Linked DNA regions of Homo sapiens: all the other regions are linked to region 3. Evidence: read pairs that join two places in POLR2A ChIA-PET (ENCODE). Cell type or tissue: MCF 10A. All regions are shown on one strand.

Region 1 (8,000 bases), 65 kb after region 3:
AAATTGTATCAAAGGCCTTAAAAATGGTCATTGCCTTTGAGTCATCAATTGTACTCATAGGAGAGTAAGCTAAGGAAATAATTAAGAGAGTGTACAAAAATCTAGGAAAATAATGTTCATTAGGTCATTGTTTATAAAATTGAAAATGAGGAACCACGTCAGTGTCCAGCCATAGGGGGTTGACTGAGCATGGTAACTGCCCAAGATGAGCGAGGTGTGTCAGGACCTTACTGGCAGTCAGGCAGCAAAGATTTATTGAGCACCTACTATATGCTGGGCATTGGGCTAGGTTCTGGGGATAGAGAGATGAATAAAACAAACTCTGCAGAGCTTATGTTCTGTGTCTTAGACCTGAAAAGTTGATCATGATGTTCAGTTCTTAGAAAAAGATGGCTGGGCGCGGTGGCTAACGCCTGTAATCCCAGCACTTTGGGAGGCCAAGTCGGGTGGATCACGAGGTCAGGAGTTCAAGACCAGCCTGGCCAAGATGGTGAAACCCCCATCTCTACTAAAAATACAAAAAATTAGCCAGGCGTGGTGGCAGGCGCCTGTAGTCCCAGCTACTCAGGAGGCTGAGGAAGGAGAATCACTTGAACCCAGAGGGTGGAGGTTGCAGTGAGCCGAGATCGTGCCACTGCACTCCAGCCTGGGTGACAGAGTGAAACTCCGTTTCAAAAAAAAAAAAAAAGATACGGTATGGTCCTATTTTAGGAAAATACAAATATATGTATAAACATGTCTGGCAGTTTATATGTGAGACTGTGAACCATAGTTTTCTGAGGATGGTGAATTTATGGTGATTTTTTGTTTTGTCCTTGGTGATCACCTGTGTTTTGTACAATTTTTTTTTTTTTGAGATGGAGTCTCGCTCTGTTGCCCAGGCTGGAGTGCAGTGGCAGCTCACTGCAACCTCCACCTCCCGGGTTCAAGCGATTCTCCTGCCTCAGCCTCCCTAGTAGCCGGGACTACAGGTGTGTGCCACCAGGCTTGGCTAATTTTTGTATTTTTAGTAGAGATGGGGTTTCACCATGTTGGCCAGGTTGGTCTTGAACTCCTCACCTCAAGTGATCCTCCCACCTCGGCCTCCCTAAGTGCTGGGATTACAGGCGTGAGCCACCACATCCGGCCTTGTACAAATTTTAACAAGAAATATTACAGGGGTGATTTTGATAAGGCATTCACTTTTTCATTCCTTCAAGTTTTTAACCTAGGGCAATGGGCGTTTGGACACCACTATCAAGCGTGGTCTTGGGCTCTTGTTTTAAAAATGCAAATTCTGAGCTCCACCCTTGACCCATTTGGCGGGATGCTCCTGGAAAGAGGTCCAGGTGTCTTTTTATTCCAAATGATTCGACTGCTTCTGACATCTGAGAACCATTACAGGGTTGAACAGAGGGATGTTGGAGTCTTCATGGACTGGGCTCTGCGGCTGCAGGACTTTTCTCGGGTTTTCAGAGGAACCTACTCAAAACAATTCAAGAAGCACTTCCTTTGCTTACTGAGATATGGCTTTGGCAGGAAGGGGCAGGGAGGGAGTGTCAGGGCAGTGAATGCTGTCTGCATTCCCAGCCTTCTTACAGAAGAGGACTGACTCGACTCTGCGACCAGGCTTAGAACCCACAGGCCTAAATTTCTGTGTTATTTTAGCTCTGTAGTCCGTGACCCGAGATTGTGGAAGGCCCATGAGCTTCCTGTAAGCATCCCAGAAGGCCCAGGAGAGTTCATACCTTTCCTGAGTGATATTTGGCAGCTCTGGGCCAGCATTCTATCAGCCCAGCATTGGATTCCAGTTACCTCACGCTTATCAGCAGCTGATTCATCTGTGCTTTCATTCATGCCCCTGTCCAATCATCCTTCCATCCGTTCATTCATTCAGTAAGCATTTGCCACGGTCCACTTGGTACCAGGCCCTGCACGGGGCTCTGGGGACACAGAGTTGAGTAAGGCTCCATCCCTGCCTTCAGCAGCTCCCCCATCCAGGAAGAACTGATCTGCCGTTGATTTCTTTCCCCATTCTCAGTTCATCAGTGCTTCATTGGTGCAGTTTTTCTGGTTGATAGGCTCTTTTCTTTTTAATACTGAAACCTAGTTTGTTTTAAAAGTAAAACTATTCAGACAATGTCAGAGGATGTACAATGAAATGGGATCTTTCTCAAATCCTGCCTTCCTCCCCAGAAGCTAAAGCTGCCCGTGGTTCCTTGGGCATCTTTCCAGATAATTCTCCTATATATTTACATGGATACAGAGTGTCTCCTCCTCCCCCAATCCATGGACACATGTGTATCCTGTCCCATGACTTGGTTCTTTTCCCTGTTGGAGAATAGCTGCTCCTAGCACCCACACTTTTTTTTTTTTTTTTTTTGAGACAGAGTCTTGCTCTATCGCCCAGGCTGGAGTGCAGTGGCATGACCTTAGCTCACTGCAACCTCCGCCTCCCAGGTTCAAGCGATTCTCCTGCCTCAGCCTCCTGAGTAGCTGGGATTACAGGCACCTGCCACCACGCCTGGCTAATTTTTGAATTTTTAGTAGAGACGGGGTTTCACCATCTTGGGCAGGCTGGTCTCGAACTCCTGACTGCAGATGATCCACCCACCTCGGCCTCCCAAAGTGCTGGGATTACAGGCGTGAGCCACCACGCCTGGCCAACACTCACTCTTTCATGGTTGCTCTATTGATGGACATTTGGGTTGTTTCCAGAATTTTAATGATGTGCACAGTGCAGGAGGAAAGATCCTGATGGATAGAGTCTCCCAATTCCCGGTATCCAAGGGGAGAAGATGAAGAGCAGTTGGTTGGTGGTAAAACTGGGGAATGAGCCCCCTGCCGTGCCCAGGGAATTTAGGCTTAGGATTGAAATGACATAGAGCTGTCAGCGGGCAGTGCCCGTCCCCCTGCTTCATTCTGCTGTGTCCTTCCCGCAGCCCTGGCCTCCCACGACTACATCCTGAAGATTGTGCCCACGGTTTATGAGGACAAGAGTGGCAAGCAGCGGTACTCCTACCAGTACACGGTGGCCAACAAGGTGCGCGGGCGGTGGCTGGGCCGAGCTGTGTGCGGCGGCGCCCTCTGCTGACGGAGAGCAGAGATGACAGGCGGCTGCACCGACGCACTTTCTTCTGATTCCTTTCTGGAGGCCTTTCCTGGGGGTTAGCTTGGGCCAGGCGCTGTCCCTGGGTAAAATTGAAAAGCCCAGTCCCTGCCATGTGGCAGTCTCAGAGTCAAGGAGAACAGATCTAACCAGGAGATAGGGTGTGATGCGTTTGACAAAGAGCAGGTAGTCTCTGTCCTACAAAGGTCCTGGGGTTGCAGGTCTCAAACAGCCCTGCATCTGGTCCGAGTCCTTCAGACACAGACCCCTGGGTGCTCAACACAGACAGACACTCCTGCTCTCAGGGCACAGGCACTTTACCCAAACTCATGAGGCTACTGAGTCACACCAAGATGGCTGTTGATTAATTTGCTGTTGATTGACAGGGGTGTCCCCAGGACCCCAACACTCAAAGTCATGGAGAAGACGCCAGGCCTTAGTGGGCAGCAGAGCATGGTCAGAGTCTGCAGAGTGGGATGACCCAGCAATTAGTGGTCTCAAGACAAGACAGCCTTGGGCTTCCCTGGGGGTATCCCACCAATGGGACATGAATACTTGAAACCTGTTGGTTGAAATGCCCCTGCTAGACCCTGGCGGATGGGTTTTTCCCACTTACCACCAGGACTGTCCTTTTTCTTCTGTTCCAAGGCTGCCCAAACCCCTTATAAGTGATACCTGTTTAGCTCAGTTAATTATAACAACAGTAGGAGGCATAGCTGTCACTCATTGAGTACTTCCTGGGGGCTAGACATGCTAAGCTCTCTTCTTCCGTCTTCTCAATCATCATGACAGCTCTGATGTTGAGACTGTTATTGAGCCCATTTTGTTGATTTGACCATTGAGGCACTGAGAGGTGGTTGTAGAGCTATAAAGTGGCTGAGTGGGGATTAGAACAGGTTTTCCTTGGGCTCCAGAGCCTGGCTTCTTGATCACCTCACGCCTCGGTCTGAGGAAGGGGCTGTGAGTCTGCCCACCTGCGAGCTGCTCTCTGTCCAATGACTTAGTCCCTCTGTTCTGACTCACCCTAAATTGATGTTCCCGGGAGCCCCTGTTTCTTTTATTCACTGTTTCACAGGGGGCATCTCATTGTAACCCTCACATGCTCATAGCAGCTAACAGATGGAAAAGCACAGATGCAAGCTCAGGACCACGCTGCAGTTCAAATTCCAGCTCAGTCATTCACTAGCTATTGACCCCGGACATGTCACATAGCCACTGTGTGCCTCAGTTTACTCATTCATAAAATGGAGATGATACTTTATAAGAGTGCTGTCACATGAGGCAATGTTTTCAAAAATGCCTAGCCCACCAAAAAAAAAAAGCCTTTAGGTAAGTGATACTGACTGCTGCTATTTTTCACTCTTTTTCTCTGTCCCTCAGCTCTGGGTTGTGACCCAGACAGTCATCCTGCCCCAGCAGCTCTCCTGGAGAAAGCTGGTCTTCCCTTGCACAAAGCTCCTTTTCCCAATGCTTTGGCAAGGCCCAGCAGCCAAATACAGCTTGCTTAGCTTCTCTATGGCTGCAGCCGCACTCTGCCCTGGGAGCAGGCAGCAGCGACCCAGCGGGAGGTCAGGGCTCAGTGTTACTTACCCCCGGAGTGGCCTGGGCTCCTCAGGCTCAGCATGTGGGGTTGGGGGTACCCCAGTGGTTCAATTTGGCCTCCAGTTGTTGCAGACTTTAGCACCTTGAAGTGCCCAAACTGGAGAGATCCCAGGGATCATCATCCCAGGCCCATCCGTGTTTAGATGGGGAAGCCAAGTCCCTGAGGGAGGGAGGGGCTGGCCCAAGGATGCACTGTTAGCTCAGCCTCGTAGTATCCTTAGTCCCTGCTGTGTGCATTCTCAGGAAGGTTGGTGGCAGGGCGGGGCCTTCTGGCTTTGCAGTTCAGTCTATTCCTCTGAAGAAGCTAGCCCACTCCCCACGTGGCATTTACACCCATCACACACACACACACACTGGGACTCCTGCTTATTCATCATGTGTGGCTCAGAATGTCCCCTCCCCAGTCTCCCAGATGCCGCCCGGGAGAATGGGTCATTCATTCATTCCCCTCAACTCTCCATGTTCCTCCATCCCACATGCATGATGTCACAGTGTTAGGGATATTCTTATGTCTTCCTCCTTCTGCAGACTGCGACTCCCTCTGGGTAAAGGGCAGGACTTGCTCACCTCGGGGTCCCCAGCAGCCAGCCATGGGCCACCACAGTGGAGGCGTTCAGCAAACCATTGTTGAATAAATGAATGGATTTCGCGTGGCCCAGAGGTTGAAGGAGGCAATAGCCAAAAATTGCACTTTTCCTTTTACAGCTCTGCTTTCTAATTTATTTTCTGATTCTGGTGCTGCTTGCAGCTCACTTGGTCAATTTCTAAACAACCAAGGGTATCAAAAATGCCCAGCTGTGCACGGCAGAGTTCAGGGCCTCCAGGGGAAGGGATGTGAGAGAGGGAGTGGGGGAGTCTGGCTTCGTGGGGCAGAGAGGGAGGAAAGCCCTTTCTGGAGGGTTGCTGGGGGGCCCTCTGCAATCCAGTCCCCGCCCCCCCTGAGACACAGTTTGTACTTCTGATTCTTATATCCTCTACCCCAGGAATACGTCGCCTACAGCCACACGGGCCGCATCATCCCTGCAATCTGGTTCCGCTACGACCTCAGCCCCATCACGGTCAAGTACACAGAGAGACGGCAGCCGCTGTACAGATTCATCACCACGGTGAGTGGCCTGGGGCAGTGGGTGGGGCCCTGAGCCAGCCACCCTGCGCCTGCTCTGGGCCCCTTTCCTTGGCACCCCTCACCTGTTCTCGCTGAAACAGGAGGCAGCCTGCAGGGCTAGGGGCTCTGGCTGGGCACAGGAGGCTTCGACCCCAAGGATGCTGAGAAATGTTGTCAGAAACACATCAGTATCGATGACGTTTTGTCTAGAAAGTATTTTCCAGAGGGGAATGCCCTGAAATCCATTTAATTCCTGAAGCAAATCTCCATATGGTTCCACTAGATGTTTAGGATTTTCTCCAGCTTTTTATTGTTATGGAAATTATTCTTAGCAGAGTTTATCCTTTAATGTGTAAATTTTGCACCAAAGATTGAACTCATTTTTTTTTCCAGGTCTAATTTCCAGTTATAGCTGCTGATAGGGTCCGATTTTTCCCTTTCCTTCCTCTCTGTTCTCTCTTTTTTGCCATGGTCTCTACCACATCCAGTTTTCTCTAGGGCAGATTCAAGCTGATGTTAGTTTTCCTTTATGCTGATTATTTCTATCATGTCTACTGTTTCCTGGCCTCCCATTCAGAAGGTCCTTAGGGTCAGAACAGGAGGGTCAGGGTGCCCTTCTTCACCCAAGAGGCCCAGGAGGTACTGAAGAAGCCAGAGTTAGCTGAGGTGGAAGAGACAGGGTGGCTATCCCTACTTCACAGATTTGGAAACTGAGACCTAAAGATAAATATGGCATTGGGAGGCCCTTATGCTTCTGTACTTCTTCATGCTTGTAATGATGGTTCAAGATCAAGGGCCTTGGCTCTTTCATTTCCCGCAATAACTAGGTCAGTATTAGTCAGGACTCTGTTACCGAAGATCCAGAACCAGACCTTGAGCTGGCCTGAGGAGTAGAAGGCCTCAGGCATGGCTGGATCCAGCCTCCAACATTGCCAGGAGTAGGTCTCTATCTTCGGATCTGCTTTCCGCTACACTGGCTTCATCTTCAAGTAGAATTTACCAGTAGAAATGGCCTCTTTCTCAGTCATTCTAACCAAGTCCTAGATAGGACAGAGCTCTCACTGGCCCAGCTCAGGCCTCATGCCATCCTTGTGGCCTGGGAAATCAAATGCTCTGGTTGGCCAGGCTTAGGCCCTGTACCCTCTCTGGTGTCAACCCCATCCAAACCGCAGGGACACAGATTGTGAGGAATGAGGTTTCTCAAGAGAAAAGGCAGGGGCCAGCTACTGGAAGAGGAAAGAGTGGGTGCCAGGAGGCAGAACAGTGGGATGTTGTGACAGGGTCTCTGCCTTCTCATCTGTGAAGTAAGAACGATCATCTCTGTTCCTGCCACCTCCCAGGGCCTTGTGGGACTCAGAGGAGATTGTGAAAGGAGAAGCTGTTTGCAGATGTGAAAAGCCAAGTAGGACGGGGCACAGTGGCTCACACTTGTAGTCCCAGCAGTTTGGGAGGCTGAGGCGGGAGGATCGCTTGAGGCCAGGAGTTTGAAACCAGCCTGGGCAACATTGTGAAGGCTTGTCTCTAAGAATCTTCTTAAATTAGCTGGATACGGTGGTATATGCACCTGTAGTCCCAGCTACTTAGGAGGCTGAGGTGAGAGGATCACTTGAGCCCAGGATTTTAAGGTTAGAGTGAGTCATGATCGTGCCACTTCACTCTAGCCTGGGCAACAGAGCGAGACCCTTTCTCTAAAAAACAAAAATCCCCAGAAAACAGACAGAGAGATACAAAGGGTGTCATAAGTCTGGTGCTTACATGAGCCTCAGAACAGTTTTTTGCTGTTCTCTTTGACCACATAAAAGTTAGAAACTCCTGTTCAACAAACGGCACATAACATAAAGCAAAAATCTCACACGCAGCCTGGGAAAAGATACTTGCCATCCAAATGGGAAAGGGGTAGCCTTCAGAATTCATATGTAAAGAACTCCTACAGATCAGTAAGAAAAAGTTAACAACCAAAAAAGCAGACAAGGCCAAGGACCAGCTCTTCACAGAGGAGGTGATATTGGCAGTGAAAAGATGCCCAAGTTCACTAGAAATTGGAGGGATGGGATTTAAAACAAGACTCAATTCAGGCCAGACGTGGTAGCTCACACCTGTAATCCCAGCACTCTGGGAGGTGGAAGCAGGAGGATGACTTGAGGCCAGGAGTTTGAAACCAGCCTGGTCACCGCAGCAAGACCCCCTCCCTACAAAAGAAAAGTT
Region 2 (8,000 bases), 69 kb before region 3:
CCCCATTCCAGGCTGCGCTCCGATGGATTGCGACCCCTGTTCCTCCATGCTGTCTCCTCCTCCCTTTCCTTGGCGTGAAGGAGACTGAGTGGTGCTGGCAGCCACTCCCCAGCATCTGGCGGAACATTCTGCCCCATAGTTGAGCTCTTTTCACTCCCTAGCTTCCCCTAGGGATGGCTGGTGACTCATATTTCCATTTTCAATGTGGGGCCAGGAGCCTGATCTTTCCATGACCACCAGGACTGGCTATATAGCGTCGGAATCAAGGACATGAGCTATGACATCAGATAGGCCTGAGTTCAAATCCTTCTCGACTGCTTGTTGGCTGTGTGATTTCGGTCAACTAACTCACCCTCTCTGAGCCTCTCTTTCCCCATTTGGAAATGCAGGCCACAATGATCCACTCTGATGTCTTCCTTCTTGCAAAAGTCCCTTCCCTTTTGCCTGAAGCTCTGAAAAATGAACCGTTCCCTCTATCAGCTTTCTCTTTTAAATATTTACCTTTCACAAGCCGAGGAAAGAGGAAGCTGATATTAGATTTTTTGAAATAGAATAGTAATATTTATATGCCATTTACTGTGTGTAAAGGATCTATTATCAGGTGTTATTATTCACCCCATTTTATAGGTGAGGAAACTGAGGCCCAGAGAAGTAAAGTAACTTGCCCGAACCAGTAAGTGGCATGGCTGAAATTCACACCTAGGCTGTCTGTCTTCAGAGCGCATGCTCTTAATCCCGATATAGAGAAATGCAAACGAGATGAAATGGGGAAGGCCTTGGCACAGTGCTGGGCCCACAGTGAACTCCAAGTAAGTGTTTGCTGCTAGTACTATTACTACTATTACTTCATCAGCATGTCAGAGTCTCATCCTTGCACGCGAGAAGAAGCAGGGCAGGGATCCCTGCCCTTCTGGCCAAATCCAGCAGTCAAGATGCTCTTGAGTTAAAAAGGGCCAATCGCTCACCCCAAATGTGGGGGTCCCTTGCATGCCAATGGAATGTTCTTGTCACGTGGCCTGCCAAGGGGGGATGCTCTCCCTTGTCCTTAGGGTGGAAACAGGAGAGGCCCCATAGATGTCAGCAGATTGTCAGGTGACCGTCCAGCCCAGGCAGCTTGGCTCCAAGAGGCCAGGTTTAACCACTGGGCTCTCTGCTTCCCCGAGAGACCACTCCTATCAAAAGGTGAAGCTTGTGATTTGGGCCCTAAAACCAAAAAGCCAATGAGATGCTGGTAACAGAAGCCCTACCAGAGACAAAGTATCCCTTCGTGGTTACATGTGAAAGGCTGGGCACAGGAGTATCAGGAAAACACAAACACAAAGAAAGCAGGGCTAGCAATATGGATGGCAGACAAGACAGAATTTGAGGAGAAAAGCATGAAATTGAAGGATAAGGGGACCTCTTTGTCTCCATGTGCCACCTCCAACTGGCCTCTCATTTTTATTATCCTTCCTAGACCTCTTCCACCTCATCCAGTTCTTCTGTGGCCCCTTGGTGGCCAAGGCCCGCCCTCTTCATGCCCCACGAGAGATGAGCCAGCCTCCAGGTCTCCCACTGCTGCTTGGTTTCCTTTCTCAGGGGCCTTTGGGAGGTTGAGTTTTTTGTTTTTTTTTTTTTTTTTTGAGACGGAGTCTTGCTCTGTCACCCAGGCTGGAGTACAGTGGTGCCATCTTGGCTCACCGCAACCTCCACCTCCCGGGTTCAAGCAATTCTCCCGCCTCAGCCTCCCGAGTAGCTGGACTACAGGCGTGCACCACCATGCCTGGCTAATTTTTGTATTTTTAGTAGAGATGGGGTTTCACCATGTTGGCCAGGCTGGACTCGAACTCCTGACCTTGTGATCCGCCCACCTCAGCTTCCCAAAGTGCTGGGATTACAGGCGTGAGCCACCGTGCCCAGACGAGGTTGAGATCTTTACTGCTTGGTCTTCTTTGACCAGACATGGCTATTATCCCCTCTCTCCCCCAGTTTCCAAGGTTCCAACTCTGCCTGTTTTCAGGGCACTAGGGAGCTTGCCTCCCAGAAGGAGTGAGAGCGAGGGTGGACACCCAAAGGCCCTCTGCCTGGCTGGTTGCTCACACAGCTGTCTTTGAGTGAAGCGTCTGGCCCACAGTAGACATCCATAAATGTGTGTTGCCTAAACTCAACTGAACCCTTAGTCTATAAATTCTGTTACTTTAACTTGAAAAAAGTGATGAGGAGGTCTTATCTGACAGTATTCATCCTGAGCTATAGAGATCATTCTAGAAAATTTCCTACCGAATGTTTTCAGCTAGAAAATAAGCTCACTGGAAGCCCCCAAGCCCATGCCTGTCCCTTACTTCCTTCATTCAATGAGCATTGATCAAGATTGCTACCCAGCACTTGATGTTGTAAGAAATGCAAAACTGTGTAAGGCTTCAAGCTGCTAACACTATAGAAAGGACAGGAAGTCCTCCAGCCATGGGTCGATGTCTATGGAACATCAGCTATTTGCTCCCAGATATTGATTACTTACAGTGCAACAGGAAACAGAACACTTCGTGGAGCTCATAGTCTCCAGCGGGGGTTGACAGACATCAAAACCAAAATCACAGCCCCAAGCGCAATCATCCCAAGCCCCCATCACAGTACCAGGCACCCCATGCAAACAGCTGCCTTTCAAGACACTCGCTTCAGAGTTGGGCTCAGCTGGCTAGCACCTCAGCTGCATCACTTACTTTGTGTGACCTTGAGCAAAAGGTATAAACTCCCTGAGGCTTAGTTTCATTTTCTGTAAAATGTAAATAATAATCACTTTCTTCCTGGGGTCATGATAAAAATGAAAAGCAATGACCCAAGTAGCTGGCATATCATTATTATTATTATTATTATCATTATGATAATGACCATGACAATATAATAAATACCAGATGAATGGCACAGAAATGGGAGAGGGAGGGAATACTTCTTCCTGGAGAGAGGATGGTATGAGGATAATTTTCGGGAGAAGGTGGGTGTTGGTGCTGAGCCCTAAAGGAGGGGTTGGATTTCTATACAAGGAAGTGGCGAAGAGTGAATCAGTTCAAAAGTAGAAAAATGAATGATTCAGAAGGTCATTAAAATAAAACAAATAAAGAATCTAAACCAAATGACTGGGTTCCTTAAAAATAGGACATTGCATTGCCAAGCTAAGAAGCATTAGTCAGGCGGAGGAGGTGGCTACTGGGAAATTTCACCCAGTTCAGCATTATTGAGAAGTTGTGGGTTCCTGAAGCCTTCAGTGGGCGTTGTGCAATCCTGAGGGGTTAAGGTAACCCAAACCCTGGTCCAGGGAGTGAAAGGGAACTGTATAGGTTGGGGTCAATATTAGAAAAAAGCTCCTTGAAAAGCACAGTGGTCTCCACGGAAAGTGGTTAAGTGTGTTGGAGGAGTCTGGGGCGGTTCTACGGGCCAGGGGGCATCTGTCCGGGGAGCCATGACAGAGAACATCTGGAAGGCAGGGACTGTGCAGCCCGGGGTCTGGGTCTGACCCATTCATTCTCCCTGCAGTGTCTTGCAGTCTCTCCTTGCTTCTCTGCGCACTCTTCTGCGACAGGCACACTCCACCTTCCCTGTCCAACGGGTGGGGCTTGGTAGACGGGGCTCAAACCCCAGCTCTGCCACTCACTTGCTGTGTGATATTGGGCAAGTCACCTCACCTCTCTGTGCCTTCATTTTCCATCCATAAGAAGGGTGATCATAATAGGATTATGGTGAGAAATAAATGAAACACGCCTGACACACATAGGTCAGAAAATGTTAGTTCCAGCACCTTCTGTTCTCCTCCTTGTCCTGGCCTCATCCTCTCCTTCTCTACCTATTCTGATGATTTCTTGCTGGAGGTGACCATGGATTCTATTAGGCAAATAATTGAACACCTCCTGTGTGGTGTCCTGCCAGACAATGACAAATGTCATTGATTCATTTGTGTCATTCCACTTACATTAACAAATAACTATAACAGGATGAGCATTGTTCTTAGAATGAAAACAAAAATATGATACACAGACAAAGGGACGAGGGGCATACAGAGATGGAAAGGAAGTGGCCAGGGACTGGGAAGGGAGGAGCCAACATCTGCAGTGCCCCTGTTGTGTGCTGGGCATGGAGAAGGACCCCCAGGATCAAGAGAAGAATGGAGCCCAGCCTGGGCTTTGGAGGTGCCACGGCGCAGTGCGAGACAGACGCGCAAGCCTAAATGTTGGGGGTCCCAGGAAAGACTGTGGTTTTACTGTCTTGGGTGAGCTGGGGAAGGCTTTTGAGAGGAGGTGATAGAGGAGCTGGGTGCTGAAGGTTGAGTACTTACCAGGAAAGGCATTTGAAACAAGAACAACCCATGTGAAGGCCGAGCGGCATCAAAGAACAGAGTATTTGGGAAATAGTTGGGTGTTTCTTTAGAGTAAGTGAAATTCAACCTTTTCATTTAGCATAGGAACAGACACAGAGTAAGTGCTCAGTTAAGTGATTGAGCGTGGGTCCAGCACATTGGTACTGTTAGATCGTCCATCAATTTGCCCCCAGCTCTAAGCCTATATTCCTCGGGACAGCCCCATCATCTTCCAGGATGAGGGCAGCCTCAGGGTCAGAGGGAGGAGAGAAGTGAGCTACAAACAAAGAGAGGCAGTGGAGTGGGACAGGCCAGGGCTCGCTTCTCAGGGGCCTGTGCAACGTCTTTCCTGCCTGGGGCCGAATGTTCTGTTCCCTTCCCCGGACAGAACCCGAAGGTTGAGCCAGCCCGCTGACCCGGGCTGAGCTAACGGGAAAGTGGGCCGCACTGGGCCCCAAGTCATCAGCTCACCCTGATGAGCCAGGCCCTGGAGATTCCACCAGCCCCAGGCAGCATTTAGAGAAGTACTAGGCCGAGTCATCAGCTCTGTGCAGTCACTGCCTGCTAGGGCTGCGCAGGGTGAGTGGGGAAATAAACAGATTGCGGCACTGAGCCGTGGGAACCAAGCGCCGGGGCACTGGAGCTCTCTCCCTGGGTTTGTTACCAGAAGATGGTTATGTAATCAGCTCACTCATGCCTTCAACAAGCATGTATTGAGTGCCGACTGGGTGCCAGGCACTGTTTCTAGGCTCTGGAAATATAGCTGGGACAGATATAGAGACCCTGCCTCAGGAAGGTGACATTCTGGTGGCCAAACGCATGCGAACACTGTCCTCCCGCATTCAGTGAGTGTTTACCGGAAGCCAAGCTCTGTCCCAAGCACTGTGCTGATGATATCTCATTTCATCCTCTCTGTCACTGTAGGAGGCAATCTTTATTGTTATCCCATTTTACAGAACACACTCTCCTGCCTTAAGAACCCACCAGCAAGAACCCCCTTCCCCACATCTTCCCATGGTCCTTCTCATCCTTCAGGTCAAATTGCTTCTCAAAAGGCAGTGAGGGCCAGGCACGGTGGCTCACACCTGTAATCCCAGCACTTTGGGAGGTCGAGGTGAGTGGATCACTTGAGATCAGGAGCTCGAAACCAGCCTGGCCAACATGGTGAAACCCCCTCTCTACTAAAAATAAAATGTAAAAAAATTAGCCAGGCATGGTGGCGCACACCTGTAATCCCAGCTACTCGGGAGGCTGAGATGGAGAATCACCTGAACCTGAGAGGTGGAGGTTGCAGTGAGCCGAGATAGTGCCACTGCACTCCAGCCTGGATGACAGAATGAGACTCCACTCAAAAAAAAAAAAAAAAATGCAGTGAGGTAAGGTGGGGCACAAATGGTGACAACTTGCCTTACTCTCAGCTCTTGGTGATCTAATGGGTCAGGAACGAGGGGCCTAGCATCCTCTGATAACAGTCAGGCCCTGCCCACCCAAAGCACTCTCCTGAACTCACTGGAACTTAGAACTTTCAAATGCTGTCAGAGCCTTGTAATCATGCCTTTTCCAGCATTCCTTAATCATCATTACTCTGGGCTCAGGCATTTAATTGCTCATCAGTTTCTTCATACTTTCATGAATGGAGAATTTCTTCATTCTTTCAGGGCGAGTACAGCCTTTGGTCAAATTGTGCCGTAGGTGAGTACTCCCCACCGCACCAATTCTACCCCTGCCCCATAACTGGTATTCTGCCATATGCCTTCACTTACTCACATGAGCCCTGCTGTGTGCCAGGAAATTGGGTCAGGAGCCCCAAGGGAGGCAGAGGAAGAAGCAGCCACCATGATCAGGGGCCAGAGAGAAGGTGGCACCAGGGAATTGGTGAGCCCAGGGATCGTGTCACCCCACAGGGCTAAGAAAAACATTGCCTGCCATCAGCTGCATCTGGAAGGCTAATAGAAGTCATCCAGGTTCAGGGCTGTCTGGGAAGAGAGGAGTGAAAGGACATGTGGCCTTTGGGGAACCTGGACATAGCCAGGGGTGCACCACAACATCTGGGGAGTAAAGGGGCCCAGGCAGCCAAAGGGCCAGCAAAGAGATGAGGGTGGCCAAAAGGGCAAACTCATGGGAGGTCTTCAGATTGGGATTAAGAATTTAACTTATTCATTCAAGAATGAATTCAAGTTGTTGAGCCATATTTCTGATCTAGGAACTGTCCTAGACCTTAGAGACTTGACTACGAAGAAGAAGGCAAGGCTCCTGCCCTCAGTGGAGTCTACCTGGTAGTGGGAGAGTTGGAGCCAGACTGCACCTGCTCACAAGAACAGGTTGTTTTAGATTTTCAGGAATTTGGACAGCCATGTGACATCACTTTGGTAGTTTGAAATTGGCCACAGTGGGTATGTTTACACCACAGAAATTGGCAGACGCTGTAAGGCAGCCTCCCCACTACCCACAACCATCCTGCACCCAAAAGCCGATGTTAAATATTTGCCAGGATACCACTAGGGGATATAGACAATAAACAAGTAGGCAGATAGGCAAATGTGGTAACAATAGATTGTACATAAGGGAAAAAATCAGCAGGGCCTTATGGTACAGAGGGACTGATGGGATGGGGGTGACCAGGGATGGCTTCCAGGAAGTGAAGTCACCTGAGGCTAATATTTAGATCCTGAGGAGGAAGGAATCAGACTTTTATTTTGTTTGTTTGTTTGTTTTGTGTTTTTTTGTAGACACAGGGCCCTACTTTGTTGCCCAGTCTAGTCTCAAACTCCCGGGCTCAAGCGATCCTCCCACTCCAGCCTCCCAAAGTGTTGGGATTACAGGTGTGAGCCACCATGCCCAGCTAGAACCAGGCTTTTGAAGAACTGGGACAGTGTTATAGACTGAATTGCTACCCCCTCAAAATTCATATGTGGAAGCCCTAACCCCCAATACTTCAGTATGTGAATGTATTTGGAGATAAGGCCTTTAAAGAGGCAGTTAAGTTAGAATGAGTCATCACAGTGGGCCCTAATCCAATGACTGGTGTCCTTATAAGAAGAGGAGATTAGGACAGACACCAAGGATGCGTGAGCACAAAGAAAAGACCCTCAGAGGACACAGTGAGAAAATGGTTATCTGCAAGCCAAGGAGAGACCAAACCTGCCGGCACCTTAATCTTGGACTCTCAGCCTCCAGAACTGTGAGGAATAAACTTTTGTTGTTTCACTATCACACACTATCCAGTGTATGGGATTTTGTTATGGCAACCTTAGAAAGCTAATAGAGACAGTATTCCAGGTAGATGGTACAGCAAGTGTCAGCAGCCTGGGGACATGGAGGGAGGCCAGTGCACCTGGAGCACTGTTGGGAAGAGGGGCCTTGATAAGGTACCTTTTCAGAAATTTTTTTTGTGGAGACAGGATCTTCCTAGGTTGCCCAGGCTTGATTCAAACTCCTGAGCTCAAGGGATCCTCCCACCTTGGCCTCCCAAGTAGCCGGGACTACAGCCACACACCACTGTGCCTGGCTAAAGTATCTGGTTTTCATTTAAGTGAGTTGGTGACCATTTGGAGAGGTTTTATTTTTTAAATTCATTTGTGACTTATTAAGATGACTTTTTTCGTGATCTTTCTAATATTTTCATTAAAAACTTTTAATTGGTATTAATATATAATTGTACATATTTATGGGG
Region 3 (8,000 bases):
GGTCTCAAACTCTTGGCCTCAAGTGATTACAGGCAAGAGAAGGATAAATACCACATTTAGGAGAGTATTTCTCCTGGGATGGGATGGAGATGGGTCAAAATGGAAAGTGCAGACAGAAGAGGAATATAGGGGCTGTCTTTTTTTTTTTAAATGCTGGTTGCAATCTACTACTTTGATTTTTTAACTCACTAGTCATCGTCATCTGCAGTTGGTAAAAACATTGTTGTAGAGGGTTAAAGCATGAACCATATTAACATGTCCCCCCCCCTTTTTTTTTGAGCACCTATTATATGCTGGGCACAGTGCTGAACACTGTCTCATTTTGTCCTAACCACGTTTTGCGTATCAGGCCACTGAGTCTCAGAGAGGGACATCACTTAAGCCCGGCTCACACAGCAAGTAAGAGCAAATTAAGATTCCAGCCTGGGTCAGCCTGACTTATTTTCATGTCCTTGAGGCCTTGGAGCAGTTCCCTTGTGTATCTGCTGCAAAGCCTTGCTCAACGCTCTTCCCAGAGGAAGTGATCAAATGAAGGAATCAAATATCAAATTGCTATAGAAAGAAATTCTTTTTTTTTTTTTTTTTTTTTTTGAGACAGTCTCACTCTGTCACCCAGGCTGGAGTGCAATGGCACGATCTCGGCTCACGGCACCCTCTACTTTCTGGGTTCAAGCAATTCTCTTGCCTCAGTTTCCCAAGTAGCTGGGATTACAGGCGCCCGCCACTATGCCTGGCTAATATTTTGTATTTTTAGTAGAGACTGGGTTTCACCATGTTGGCCAGGCTGGTCTCGAACTCTTGACCTCAGGTGATCCACCCGCCTTGGCCTCCCAAAGTGCTGGGATTATAGGCGTGAGCCACCGCACCTGGCCTATAGAAAGAAATTCTAAAACAGTCTCTTTAATATTAACATAAGCCAGTGCAAAGGGTTCCCAAATGTGGCTGATGACTTGGTTTTCTTTCTTTCTAAATGTTTAAGGAATTTTTAAATTGAGGTATTGCAGATTGTAAAGTGTTCTTATCTTAAGTATACAGCTCAATGGCTTTTTTACCTGATACCCCCATGTGGCCACCCCCAGATCAAGGTGCACACCACTTTCAGTACCCCAGAAAGCTCCTGCATATGCCTCTTCCCAGCCAGCACCCCCACCACGGGGTGACCTATCTCCTGACTTCCCTCCCCTTGCTTTAGTCTTGCCTGTTCTTCAGGTCACACACGTGGAATCATATGATCTGATCTGTGTGTGTTGGACTTCTTTCATCCCATGTCCCATCTGTGGGATTCATTCATGTGGTCGGATCAGTGCTTCATTCTTTTTTATTGTTATAGTACCTGATTGGGGTACTTTTGAGCTTATTTTTTATTTCATAGACTATTTTGGACATATAGAATCATATAGAATCACACCCACCTCCCATCCTGAGAAGCAAACCTTAAGCCCCTATATTCCTCTTCTGTCTGCACTTTCCATTTTGACCCATCTCCATCCCATCCCAGGAGAAATACTCTCCTAAATGTGGTATTTATCCTTCCCATGCAAGTTGGTAAATTTGTACTACCTATGTACAATTTCTTAACAGATCCTTTGAGTGAGTATAAACTCTCTTTTTCTTATTTGGTATTGCCGAGTCCAATTAAATTTTAATTTAAATGTTCCAAGTGTTTCTGGGATTCAGAACCTCAGCTCCATGCTCTAGAGGTCAAGACAGTTGGAGCAAAGTCCAGAAGGAAAGGCCAACTGGGGAGAGGCAGGAGGAGAGCAGAGTGGGGAGAGAAGCGGAGGGAGGTGGGTGTGGGAGGGAGATGCTCACAGCCCTCAGCAGCCATGATCTGGTGGGGGCCCCTGCCGCTGCCCTGGTTTTTCTCTCATCTTGGACCTATGGGGAATGCACCGTGCCCCTCTTTCTGGCCTAATTTCCTGTGTCCACTGGTGCCACCTCTTTGCAGAGGCAGCCTTCAGAGGGATTTGTGGGGGAGAAGGAGCTTCTCCTTTGGGAAGAAAATGCTTGTGGTCCTCCATGTACCCTACACCCTGCAGCTGCGTCACAGGGGAAGCACTCCCCCATGGGGGCCAGGCGCTGTGCTAAGCCTTTTCCCTGTACTAACATGTGAACCCCCTCTGAGCAAGCCAGCGAAGTGAGCACTATTTGACAGCCTGAGAAACTGAAGCACAGGGCAGTGAAGTGAATTCCCCGAGGCCACAGCTAGCAAGTGGCAGAGCTGGGACTTGAACCCAGAAAGGGCAGCTCCAGGCTCACCACCTGTATACTCTCCAGTCTATTGTCTAGTGGAGGCACGGGCGGCCCAGGGGCCTTCCCCGATGCTTATCTCATTCTGTAACTCTGCATTCTCAGTGGAGGTTTTCTTGACTCTAGCTCCAGGCAGGCAGAGACTGCCTTTGTTTGGCTCCCATTTTTATCATTAGCAGAGCAGGTGCTAGTGATATTTGCAGAACAGGTGCTGAATGAATGCATGAAAAAATGCATGAATGTGGAAATGAAAGGGGATGCAGATGGAGATGATGCAGATGGAGATGATGATGCAGATGGAGATGATGCAGATGGAGATGATGCAGATGGAGAGCAGTGGCCATGCAGAGTCTTTGCAGACCTTGGCTTGGCTTCAGGCTGTGGGGGCTCTGCAAGCCAAGGGTTTGAGTTCCACCTCCAGTGCTTGCCAGCAATGCCACCTTGGGTGACCTTTATCGTGCTACCTGGAAAGTGGGGATGCTGGCAGCCCCTCCCTCCTGGCATCACTGACACTGCATGGTCAGGGTGTGATCCCTTTGGGTACAGGCGGGGGTGGTGGACCTCCCAGGTGGGCAGGTCCAGTTTGGATGAAAGGCCAAGGACGATTCATAGGAGAGCACAGGAGTCCTTGCTTAGCCCCAGCAATTCCACAGAACCTGCTGTGAACTGCTGGCTGCTGCCCGTAACTTTTCCCTGTCCCTATTTCCACTCCTTGGAGGCCGCAAGAACAACTGCTGGCTGGCCTTGGCCACTGCCTCAGTGTTCCAGCCTCTGCCGTCATTTGACACCAAGAAGACAGCCAGGCAGGCCTTGGCTCACTGCAGAGGTGTTACTCCACCCCCGAGTCCTAGCCGCCCCCTGTCCTCTGGGTCCTGGCTGGGCTGGGCAGGAGGGCACTCACCTCTCCCTTCTCTCTCTGCCCTAGCATGAACCAGCAGAGGGGCTCTCAATCCTGGTGCTGGGCAGTGGGTCTAGATTTCCCTTTCCATCTGCAAATATACCCACCATTTCCCTTCCCTGCATTCTGCGCTCAGCAGGGCTATTCACAGGAAGCACAGAGGACCTCTCCTTCACAGTGAGCAGTTGACCTTTTTTGAGCACCTACTGAATGCCAAGGGTTTTTTCTACATTTCAATTTGTGATCTCATTTGTTTCTCAAAATCTCCCTAGGAGGGAGACGTAATGCCCCTCCCCATTTTACTGATGAGTAAACTGAGGCTCCAAGAGATTCAGCCAGTTGCTTAGCAGAGTCAGGATTTGAGCCGAAAGCTGGGTTGTCTCTACTCCCCTCCATGCTGCTCTGCAGAAGAGAGAAGCCATAGAAAGCTCAGGAATGTAGTGACAGTCGCAGCGCTAGCGATGATGATAATCACAGCTCACATCCACCATGCGCTTGCTACGTGCTGGGAGCTGCCATTCAAGCCTTACATGCGTTTCTGCATTTAATCCTTACTCCTGTGAGGTAAGCAGTATTTTAACCCCATTTTACAGATGTAAAACACTGGCGGTTCAGAGAAAAATCTGTCCAAAGTCATGCAGCTAATGCATGAGACAGCAGAGCCCCTGGCTCTGAAAATCCGTGGGGATTGAAATACCAAGCACACTGGTTCATCCAGACAGTGGGATATTGTTCAGGATTGAAAGGTAATGAGCTAGAAAAATGTGAAAAGACATGGAGGAACCTTACATGCCTCTTACTAAATGAAAGAAGCCAATCTGAAAAGGTTCTATACCATATGATTTTCACTCTGTGACATTCTGGAAAAGGCAAAACTATGGAGACGGTAAAAGATCAGCGGTTGCCAGGGGTTGCGGGAGGGAGGGATGAATAGGCGGAGCACGGAGGATTTTTAGGGCAGTGAAACTGTGTGTGATGCTGCAGTGATTGATACGTGTCATTAGACATTTGTCTAAACCGAAGGAATGTACAACACCAAGAGTGACCCCTGATGTCAAGTATGGACTTTGGGAGACAATGATGAGTCAGTGTTCATTCATCAATCATAACAAATGAACCCTGTGGTACAGGATGTTGATAGTGAGGGAGGCTGTGCATGTGTGGGGACAGGCAGGATATGGGAAATCGCTATCTTCTGCTCAATTTTGCTGTAAACCTAAAACTGCTCTAAAAATATAGCCTATGTTTTAAAAGAGGGAAAAAAGAAAAACAGGTTCACGATGCACTTGGTGCTTGAGCCACCACAACCCCCAGCAGTGATGTGCAGCAGGGCGTGGCTCTGCACTCTGCGGGGGCTTCCCGGGCTGGCTTAGCTGTGGGATCATCTTCTCCAGTGGTTCTTCCAGGCCTGCTGTCAGGTGCAGTTTGAAATCCAGTTCAGGAGTGCACCTTGCGTGGGGAGCTGGAGGGAGGCAATGGTTGCTGTTGGGTGACTAGCAGAGGCTGAGGGAATGGCAGGCATGCCAGGGCTCTGCCAGTGTATAGACAGATCTTCCCCCCTGGGGAGGAGGAAGGAGGAGGTGAGGGGGGTGACAACAACATTCTTTGGTCCCCATTCCCCAGGACAGCGTGTGCTCAGGGGAGGCTGGCCTCACCCCTGCCAGGGAATTGCAAAATTCAGCTTCAGTTGAATGAGTGTCCTTTGGAAAAGTACATTTTGCTCAGGAGCCAAGTAAAACTGAGGACTCTGCAGCCAGCACACTGAAGTCGCTAGCCATGACTCACACCGAGTGGGATGGGGAGGGCCAAGCTGGGAGGCAAGCCATGGCTCTCTGGTGGGTCCAGGCTCCCTCTGGCGCCAGACCCCTCGGCTGGGCTCAGGTCCCTCAGCTGGGATATTTCGTGTGCCAGAGGTAGCAGCCTCAGATGGCTTTGTCAGGGTTCAGACTCTCCTTGCTATTTAGAAAAGATGTTGTCTCTAAGAAGTCATGGAGAAAATGAATCACTGTAAAAATCAAATTTTCTTATCCACTTGCATTATTGGTTTAGAGATGGCTTCTCTCCAAGATAAGTTTTTGGTAGACTGCAGATCAAAATGTTTAGGGGCATCTGGGGGTGTCATGAGAAGAGCCCCAGATGGGACACCCGTTCTTCCTTGTGACATTAGGGAATTTGGTACAGCTTTCTGGATCAGTTTTTGCCTTTAAGATGCATCTGGACTCATCAAACCCAGAAAGTGTAGAGCAAATATTCCTATTCCCATGTCCTTGGCAGACATTGCTAATCTATCTCAGGGCTCCAACAGAGTTGGGTCTCAGCCTTACCAGCCTGGCAGCCACTAGACTTGATCCCTGAGATGAAACCTCTTGACCACACAGGAACTCCATGATCTTGAAGCTCCCTTCTGGCTCTATAACTTTTATGTCTCTCTCTCTCTTCTTGCTGTATCTTTCATTCTACTGACTATTCTGATACAAAAATACTTCACGTTCAAGATTTAAGGCCAAGTTCACAAACTGATAATACTCAGGCCAAATCTGACCCACAGAAGTGTTTCCTTTGCTTTGCGTATTATTTTATTTTTGAAACACTTGCCATCATTTTTTAATTGGTGATTTTACCTAATTCCCCAGATTTCTGGTTTCACTTAACGGGCTGCCCTCGGACCCCTTGGTTCCAGCCATGTGCCAAGCTGGGAGGCTTTCTATGGACTCCACAGTTTGCCACAGGCCACACCCAGCCCACTTCTCTAATTTCCAGTTCCTGCCTATTCTCAGTAGGCATTTTTCTACTCCAGACAAGTATACTTCTGTCCCACATGTAAGGCCTGGCTGTCTCTCATTTGCTGATGTGAGCTGCTAGATGACCAACGCTCCGGTCTGTTAACTCACTTGGGATGCTGACGTTTCCTGGAATCTCTTTCAGAGGGAAAGGTGTTTCCTCTCTATGAATCATAACTGCCTGATGAATTAGTTTTACATTTTTATTTTCTCATGTGGGCTTTCCTCAAAGCAGGGGCTCAGTTATGCCATGAACTGTTGAAGAAAGCACAAGTTGAGGCAGATATGGGAAATTTAGCAGGGGGAGCGGGGAGCAGAGCCCTTCCCTCCCTCTCGCAGCCACTCCCTTCCTCCCCGCCTGCCTGCCTGGATCTCCTCTGCAAAGCCTCATTGCTGGTGGGTGGTGAGGAAGCCAAGTGGCTCCCCGAGGGTACTTGCCTGCACAGCTCAGGTGAGCTCTTGGCTCAGGAAAGACTCACAGTCTTCCCTGGCTCAGCGGGCCTTTTGCTGCTTAAAGATGATGCTCGCCACTTCAGATCACAGTGCCAGCCCCTGGGGAACCCCAAGATGCGTAAGACAACCTCCTGCCCTTGAGGAATTCACAGCTTTGAGGGGAAGACACCAATAGTATTAATGAGGCAGTGTGGGCCGTGCTGTTGTTTGTGAATGCAGTCCACGCATGCTCAGTGACATCAATCATCGCATGTGCCCGGTAGTAACAGGGAGACCTCAGGGGCTGCAGAGGTCCCCGTGGGGGCACTTCATCCGGCCTGAGGCTGATTGGAGATGGCTTCTCAGAGAAAGGGATGCGTGAGCTGAGTTTTCAATTGCCCGAGACCTCTGACCTCACTGGCCACTCCAGCTGTATCAGCCTCGCTGCTGTTCCAGGAACCTGCCAGATACGCTCCCTGCCTCGAGGCCTTTGCACTTGCTGTCCCTTCTGCCTGGAATGCTCTTCCCTGGCTATCCCTGTGGCTGTTGTCTCACTTAATTCCGATCTCCATTTGCATGTCATGATCTCCTTGTCTGATGAGCCCCATCCGAAGGGCCCTGGCATTACACTATTTCCTTAACCTGTTTTATTTTTCTTCATAACGCTTATCAGCACTGACATATATGAGTTCATTCACTGTTGGTCTCTCCCACTAGGAGATAATCTAGGTGAAGACTGGGAGATTTGTGTCTGACCTCCGATGTGCTCCCAGCACCTAGATCAGTGTGTGGTCCACAGTAAGCACTAGAGGATGCAAAGTACTGTGAGCTGATGAAGGAGAGAGAGGGGGTGATGCAGACAGATGGCACCAAGCTGGAATAGCAGTGGTCTTTGGGGAACAAAGAATGTTGGCGGGCAGTGGGGTGAGAAGGAGGGGCAGATAACACACAGCCAAAGACAGATCTGCTAAGACAGGCCCTGACTGTGTCTTTCTTTTCATTTATAACCTGCTTATTATAGAAAAAGTGACAACACTGAGATGTGCCGAAGTGGAAGTGATCACCAACTAGCCTCTCAGCCAGGCCCACAAGGAAAACATTCTGACCCCTTTCCTAAAGCCCTTTTGCCTGGGATTGTGTGGAGAGTTTCACCTTTTCATTTGTGAGCCAGATCTTGCTTTCTAAAGTGCACAGCTAGCTGCCTGCCCCTTCAGGTCTCTTCGCTGTGCTCCCAGCCCAGTGCAGTAACCTTGTGTTCAGATGGGCGAGGACATGTACCCCAGCTTGGCCACGAGATAGAGTAACCTCGGGCCTCAGGGGGCCATGAAGCTTTGCAGGAACCTCCACCCTTTCTCCTCCAGCCTCGTCCCCATGTGTCTGCCTGTACTCAAGGCCTCAGTCTGAGTCACTGTCTCTACACAGTCTTTCCTGAACCTCAGTTTTATTTTTCTGTAAAAATGGGGATGAAGCTAGTGTTTATACCTTGAATGGTTTTGAGGATCAGATTTGAGGATCAGATGAGACAATATGAGTTACTACTTGGGTTCATGGGAGGTGCTCAGTAAATATCATTCTCCTTCCCCTCTTAAAATCTTAATCCTGCACTGTGCTTTTACCCCAGGCCTCACCAGAACTCAGCC

What was found. Peaks named below come from ENCODE experiments on the same cell type or tissue, not always from the same donor. Only the 100,000 strongest peaks of a DNase experiment are listed, where the experiment ranks them.
Region 1: POLR2A ChIA-PET joins it to region 3 with 28 read pairs; 5 of 35 experiments call an interaction of 5 or more read pairs at or near these places.
Region 2: POLR2A ChIA-PET joins it to region 3 with 58 read pairs; 9 of 35 experiments call an interaction of 5 or more read pairs at or near these places.

Annotation. Positions count from the first base shown.
Region 1 is chr5:172,929,515-172,937,514 of GRCh38, forward strand. ERGIC1 (endoplasmic reticulum-golgi intermediate compartment 1) reads left to right here. Exons shown (of 10, transcript NM_001031711.3): 8 at 2,922-3,022; 9 at 5,674-5,796. Among named protein-coding and RNA genes, the nearest start is that of MIR10523, 18 kb to the left of the region's middle. RefSeq lists a silencer at 1,796-1,865 and an enhancer at 2,813-2,882. In MCF 10A, a CTCF peak has its summit at 3,068 (motif pointing left); DNase peaks (open chromatin) are centred at 1,877 and 3,037.
Region 2 is chr5:172,795,474-172,803,473 of GRCh38, forward strand. No RefSeq gene overlaps it. Among named protein-coding and RNA genes, the nearest start is that of DUSP1, 28 kb to the left of the region's middle. RefSeq lists a cis regulatory region at 6,784-7,692. In MCF 10A, no CTCF peak of the experiment used is centred here; DNase peaks (open chromatin) are centred at 118, 3,208, 4,908, 5,938 and 1 weaker place.
Region 3 is chr5:172,864,484-172,872,483 of GRCh38, forward strand. All of the region lies in intron 1 of ERGIC1 (endoplasmic reticulum-golgi intermediate compartment 1), which reads left to right. Among named protein-coding and RNA genes, the nearest start is that of ERGIC1, 34 kb to the left of the region's middle. In MCF 10A, no CTCF peak of the experiment used is centred here; DNase peaks (open chromatin) are centred at 3,048, 4,208, 4,838, 6,038 and 1 weaker place.